Regions from separate parts of the Homo sapiens genome. Here region 2 is linked to region 1. A link is a loop called in an ENCODE intact Hi-C map of the cell type or tissue named here. Cell type or tissue: CD4-positive, alpha-beta T cell. All regions are shown on one strand. Links, peaks and the distances in the headings refer to the core of each region. The heading gives the core; the rest is flanking DNA. Region 1 overlaps PRTFDC1 (phosphoribosyl transferase domain containing 1). Region 2 overlaps ENKUR (enkurin, TRPC channel interacting protein).

Region 1 (2,917 bases), core at 256-2,755:
TTGCTTAAAGTTTCTTACATTTTTCCTAGCATTTGCATATATCAGTAATTTGTTGGCTCCTTATGTAACTTTGAGAAGTGGGTAAGGTGCTGTCTTAGTCCGTATGGGCTGCTGTAACAAAATACCATAGACTGGGTGGCTTATAAACAACAGAAATTTCTTTCTCATGGTTCTAGAGTCTGGGAATTCCCAGATCAAGGCGCTGGCAGATTCAGTGTGTGGTGAGGGCCCACTTGCAGACGAGATCGGGCGTGTTCTAGGTGGTATGGCCATAGACGAGGTCCCACTTTCATGTCCATAGATGGTGCCTTCTTGCTGTGTCCTCACTTGGTGGAAGGGGCAAGCAAGCTCTTTGGGGTCTCTTTTCTAAAGGCACTAATCCTAATTCACAAGGGCTCAGCCTTCATGACCTAATCACCCCCCAAAGTCCCCACCTCCTAGTATCATGGTGATTCGATTTCAACATCTGAATTTGGGGCAGGGTCGGGGAGGGGGGTAACAAACATTCAGACCATAACAGGCAGGTGGTAGCAGCATTTCCATTTTCCAGATGAAGTAAATGAGAAATCAAATGAGTTTGCCACAGTTTCCCAGAAAGTAACTGGTTAAGTCAATTATTCCAGCTGATCATAATAATTTCTTTTTCCACATTGCATCTGGAAACCATTGCCTGCTTTTAAGTTTTGCTGTGTTGAGTTATGTAGAGATACCACCACATTATTGATGTATATTATATATTATGTTACTTTATGGCTTACCAAGACCTAAGGGTACATTGATACCTTTTCTTTCTAAGCCCTATCTGACTTTGGTCAGTGATTTGTATAGAAAATGTGAACCCAGTAAATAACATTCTAGTGTTTTTCTGTAAACACTAACAAATTTTAGCTACATGAATGACAGCTACTCATAGAATTAAAAGGCAGCAAAGCTTGGGAGAGTGGAAAACGTATTGGAATAAAAGCTAAGACACTCGGTGCCAGGTCTGGTTTTGTCCTTAATTCACTCCCATGTCCGCTCCCTTCCCTTTTACAGATAATACAAGAGGCAAATTCAATCCAATAGACATTTTATCAAGGGCCTATTGGGTAAAGCACTTTACATATGACATTTAAATTAAACCTCACAACAACCCAAACGGGTAGGTGTCACTGAACTCATTTTCTAGAAGAGAAGACTAGCATCAGGGAGCTTAAGACAGGGGCAGGGCAGGGTCTGAGCCACTCTTTGAGTCCTACACCATGTTCCTTTCTATGTCCAAGGCCCTGTTCAGTACTAAGGAATCTTTAAGGAGATAGGTGTAAAGTCCCTATCCTCGAGCTGCTTTCAAAACAGCAGAAGTGGGCCTGGTGCAGAGGCTCATGCCTGTAATCCCAGCATTTTGGGAGGCCAAGGCATGAGGACCACTTGAGCCCAGAAGTTTGTGACCAACCTGGATGACACAGCAAGACCCTGTCTCTATAGAGATACAAAAATTAGTCATTCCCAGTAACTCAGGAGGCTGAAGCAGGAGGATTGCTTGAGCCCGAGAGTTTGAGACCAGCCTAAGCAATATAGTGAGACCCTGTCTCTACAAAAACTACAAAAATTTAAAATTTAAAAACACAGAAGTGAACAGATGCATATGCAGTGAACAAGGGGTAGCTAATATAACAAGGAAGTAACCAGTGCTGCCTGAACGGGTGCTACATGCAAAGGAAGTGGGTTGGCTGGAGAGATCACTTCTGGCCTACAGTTGTGGTGGGGTGAGGTTCAGGTGATAGTTTATAATGAAAGTGGAACTTAATTTGGATATCTAAGCATGATTATGATTTTGACAGGCAGAGATGTGACAGAGAGCCATGCTGGATAGAGGGTATATTAGTCCGTTCTCATTCTGCTATAAGGACACACCGAGACTGGGTAATTCATAAAGGAAAGAGGTTTGACTCACAGTTCTGCAGGGCTGGGGAGGCCTCAGGAAACTTGCAGTCATGGCAGAAGGGGAAGCGAACACATCCTTCTTCACATGGTGGCAGCAAGGAGAAGTGCAGAGCGAAGGGAGAGGGGGGAAGCCCTTATAAAACCATCAGATCTCGTGAGAACTCACTATGATGAGAACAACATGGAGGTTGTTCTCCATGATAATTGAATCACCATGATTCTCCACCAGGTCCCTCCCATGACACGTGGGGATTATGAGAACTACAGTTTAAGATGAGATTTGAGTGGGGACATGGCCAAACCCTATTAGAAGGAGTATTAACGGCCGGGCGCGGTGGCTCACGCCTGTAATCCCAGCACTTTGGGAGGCCGAGGCGGGTGGATCATGAGGTCAGGAGATCGAGACCATCCTGGCTAACAAGGTGAAACCCCGTCTCTACTAAAAATACAAAAAATTAGCCGGGCGCGGTGGCGGGCGCCTGTAGTCCCAGCTACTCGGGAGGCTGAGGCAGGAGAATGGCGTGAACCCGGGAAGCGGAGCTTGCAGTGAGCCGAGATTGCGCCACTGCAGTCCGCAGTCCGACCTGGGCGACAGAGCGAGACTCCGTCTCAAAAAAAAAAAAAAAAAAAAAAAAAGAAGGAGTATTAACAAGATACAAAGATGTAAAATACAAAGATGGTAAAATGCAGGATACGCACTAGATTTAGCCCACAAGTTGATGTGTGTGGAACATAGACCCTGGCTACTCAAAGGGTGGCCTGTGGACCTGCAGCACCCCCATCACCTGGGAGCTGGTTAGAAATGTGTAAAAAATTAGCTGGGCATGGTGGCACGCACCTGCAATCCCAGTTACTCTGGAGACTGAGGCAGGAGGATCTCTTGAGCCCAGGAATTCGAAGCTGCAGTGAGCTATGATAGCACCGTTGCACTCCAGCTTGGGCAACATAATGAGACCCCGAATGTAAGGGGGTAAAAAAAGAAAGAAACACAGAC
Region 2 (2,917 bases), core at 169-2,668, 120 kb before region 1:
CTGCCTCCCAAAGTGCTATGATTATAGGCGTGAGCCACCACGCCTGGCCTATCACCCTTTATTGATGTCTGCAGTTATTGAATATCTCCAGTCATCCCCTCTTTCCATTTTGTTTAAAGCAATATTCCAGTTATGGTCTGAACAGTCCATGAAACCATTATCTCCTTTCCATAATTCTTGGCACAATATTTTCATCCATTCAGCCTAAGCTTCCATAAGCATTTTGACAGTCATGTCCAACTATTGGCTCACACTAAAATACCCTGTATGGATTTTGACTAAGGTTGGTCTCTCCCATCCTCTAATTATGTAGCTGATTCTTTTTTATCTCAACTCATTAATCTATGGAGATAGTTTTGCATTTGAATCTTTTATACATTCTGTTAACCATTCTTTTTGTGTCATTTGCAAATTTAATAAATATGTCTTTTATATCTCTTATCTATCATAGAACATAGTATATTAGTCTGTTCTCACGCTGCTAATAAAGACATACTCGAGACTGGGTAATTTATATTTCAAAAGAAGTTTAATTGACTCACAGTTTCACATGGCTGAGGAAGCCTTACAATCATGGCAGAAGGCAAAGGCGGAGCAAAGTCACATCTTACATGGTGGCAGGAAAGAGAGTGTGTGCAGGGGAACTCCCCTTTATAAAACCATCAGATCTCATGAGACTTATTCACTATCATGAGAGCAGCACAGGAAAGACCCACTCCCATGATTCAATTACCTATCACCAGATCCCTCCCATGACATATGGGAATTATGGGATCTCATCAATTTAATGTGAGATTTGCGTGGGGATGCAGCCAAACCATATCATTCTACCCCAGCCCCTCCCAGATCTCATGTCCTCACATTTCAAAACCAATCATACCTTCCCAACAGTCCCCCAAAGTCTTAACTCATTTCAGCATTAACTCAGAAGTCCACAGTTCAAAGTCTCATTTGAGACCAGGCAAGTCCCTTCTGCCTACAAGCATATAAAATCAAAAGCAAGTTAGGTACTTCCCAGATACAATGGGGGTCCAGGCATTGGGTAAATATAACCATTCGAAATAGCAGAAATTGGCCAAAACAAAGGGGCTATAGGCCCCTTGCAAGTCCAGATTCTAATAGGGCAGTCATTAAACCTTAAAGTTCCAAAATGATCTCCTTTGACTCCATGTCTCACATCCAGGTCACGCTGATGCAAGAGGTGGGATCCTATGGTCTTGGGCAGCTCTGTCCCTGTGACCTGGCACAGTACAGCCCCCATTCCGGCTGCTTTCATGGGTGGGCATTGAGTGTCTGCAGCTTTTCTGGGTGCATGGTGCATGCTCTCAGTGGATTTACCATTCTGAGGTCTGGAGAACAGTGGCCCTCTTCTCACAGCTCCACTAGGCAGTGCCCCAGTGGGAATTCTGTGTGGGGGGCTCCCACCCCATATTTCCCTTCCACACTGCCCTAGCAGAGGTTCTCCATGAGGGCTCTGCCCCGAAGCACATCTTTGCCTAGACATCCAGACATTTTGATACAACCTTTGAAATCTAGGTGGAGGTTCCCAAACCTCAATTCTTGACTTCTGTGCACCCGTAGTCCCAACACCATGTGGAAGCCACCAAGGCTTGGGGCTCGCACCCTCTGAAGCAATGGCCTGAGCTCTACGTTGTCCCCTTTTAGCCATGGCTGTGACTCAGGGCACCAAGTCCCAAGATTGCACAAAGCAGCAAGGCCCTGGGCCCAGCCCATGAAACCATTTTTTCTCCTAGGTCTCTGGGCCTGTGATGGGAGGGGCTGCTGTGGAGACCTCTGACAGGCTCTGGAGACATTTTCCCCATTGTTTTGGCTATTAACATTTGGCTTCTCCTTATGCAAATTTCTGCAGCTGGCTTGAATTTCTCCTCAGAAAATTGGTTTTTCTTTTCTATTGCATCATCGGGCTGCAAATTTTCTGAACTTTTATGCTCTGCTTCCTTTTAAACATAAGTTGCCATTTGTCAATTTTGGCTTTTGTTGCCATTGCTTTTGGTGTTTTAGACATGAAAACCTTGCCCATGCCTATATCCTGAATGGTAATGCCTAGGTTTTCTTCTAGGGTCTTTATGGTTGCAGGTCTAACGTTTAAGTCTTTAATCCATCTTGAATTAATTTTTGTATAAGGTGTAAGGAAGGGTTCCACTTTCAGCTTTCTACATATGGCTAGCCAGTTTTCCCAGCACCATTTATTAAATAGGGAATCCTTTCCCTATTGCTTGTTTTTCTCAGGTTTGTATCTAATTAAACTAGAGCTTCTGCACAGCAAAAGAAACTACCATCAGAGTGAATAGGCAACCTACAGAATGGGAGAAAATTTTTGCAACCTACTCATCTGACAAAGGGCTAATATCCAGAATCTACAATGAACTCAAACAAATGTACAAGAAAAAAACAAACAACCCCATCAAAAAGTGGGCAAAGGACATGAACAGACACTTCTCAAAAGAAGACATTTATGCAGCCAAAAGACAGATGAAAAAATGGTCATCATCACTGGCCATCAGAGAAATGCAAATCAAAACCACAGTGAGATACCATCTCACACCAGTTAGAATGGCAATCATTAAAAAGTCAGGAAACAACAGGTGCTGGAGAGGATGTGGAGAAATAGGAACACTTTTACACTGTTGGTGGGACTGTAAACTAGTTCAACCATTGTGGAAGTCAGTGTGGCGATTCCTCAGGGATCTAGAACTAGAAATACCATTTGACCCAGCCATCCCATTACTGGGTATATACCCAAAGGACCATAAATCATGCTGCTATAAAGACACATGCACACGTATGTTTATTGTGGCACTATTCACAATAGCAAAGACTTGGAACCAACCCAAATGTCCAACAATGATAGACTGGACTAAGAAAATGTGGCACATATACACCATGGAATACTATG

Evidence for each region. Hi-C counts contacts between places; a loop is a spot of excess contacts. Peaks named below come from ENCODE experiments on the same cell type or tissue, not always from the same donor. Only the 100,000 strongest peaks of a DNase experiment are listed, where the experiment ranks them.
Region 2: a loop joins it to region 1, with 2.5 times the contacts of the local background. A loop is called at or near these places in 10 of 110 quality-filtered maps.

What each region holds. Positions count from the first base shown.
Region 1 is chr10:24,886,599-24,889,515 of GRCh38, reverse strand. The region is part of intron 3 of PRTFDC1 (phosphoribosyl transferase domain containing 1); the gene reads left to right. Among named protein-coding and RNA genes, the nearest start is that of PRTFDC1, 65 kb to the left of the region's middle. RefSeq lists an enhancer at 1,678-1,887. In CD4-positive, alpha-beta T cell, for the core only: no CTCF peak of the experiment used is centred there; DNase peaks (open chromatin) are centred at 1,725 and 2,025; H3K4me3 peaks cover 1,033 bases; H3K27ac peaks cover 1,408 bases.
Region 2 is chr10:25,010,793-25,013,709 of GRCh38, reverse strand. The region is part of intron 1 of ENKUR (enkurin, TRPC channel interacting protein); the gene reads left to right. It also overlaps a transcript of THNSL1 not described here. Among named protein-coding and RNA genes, the nearest start is that of ENKUR, 3.9 kb to the left of the region's middle. In CD4-positive, alpha-beta T cell, for the core only: no CTCF peak of the experiment used is centred there; no DNase peak of the experiment used is centred there.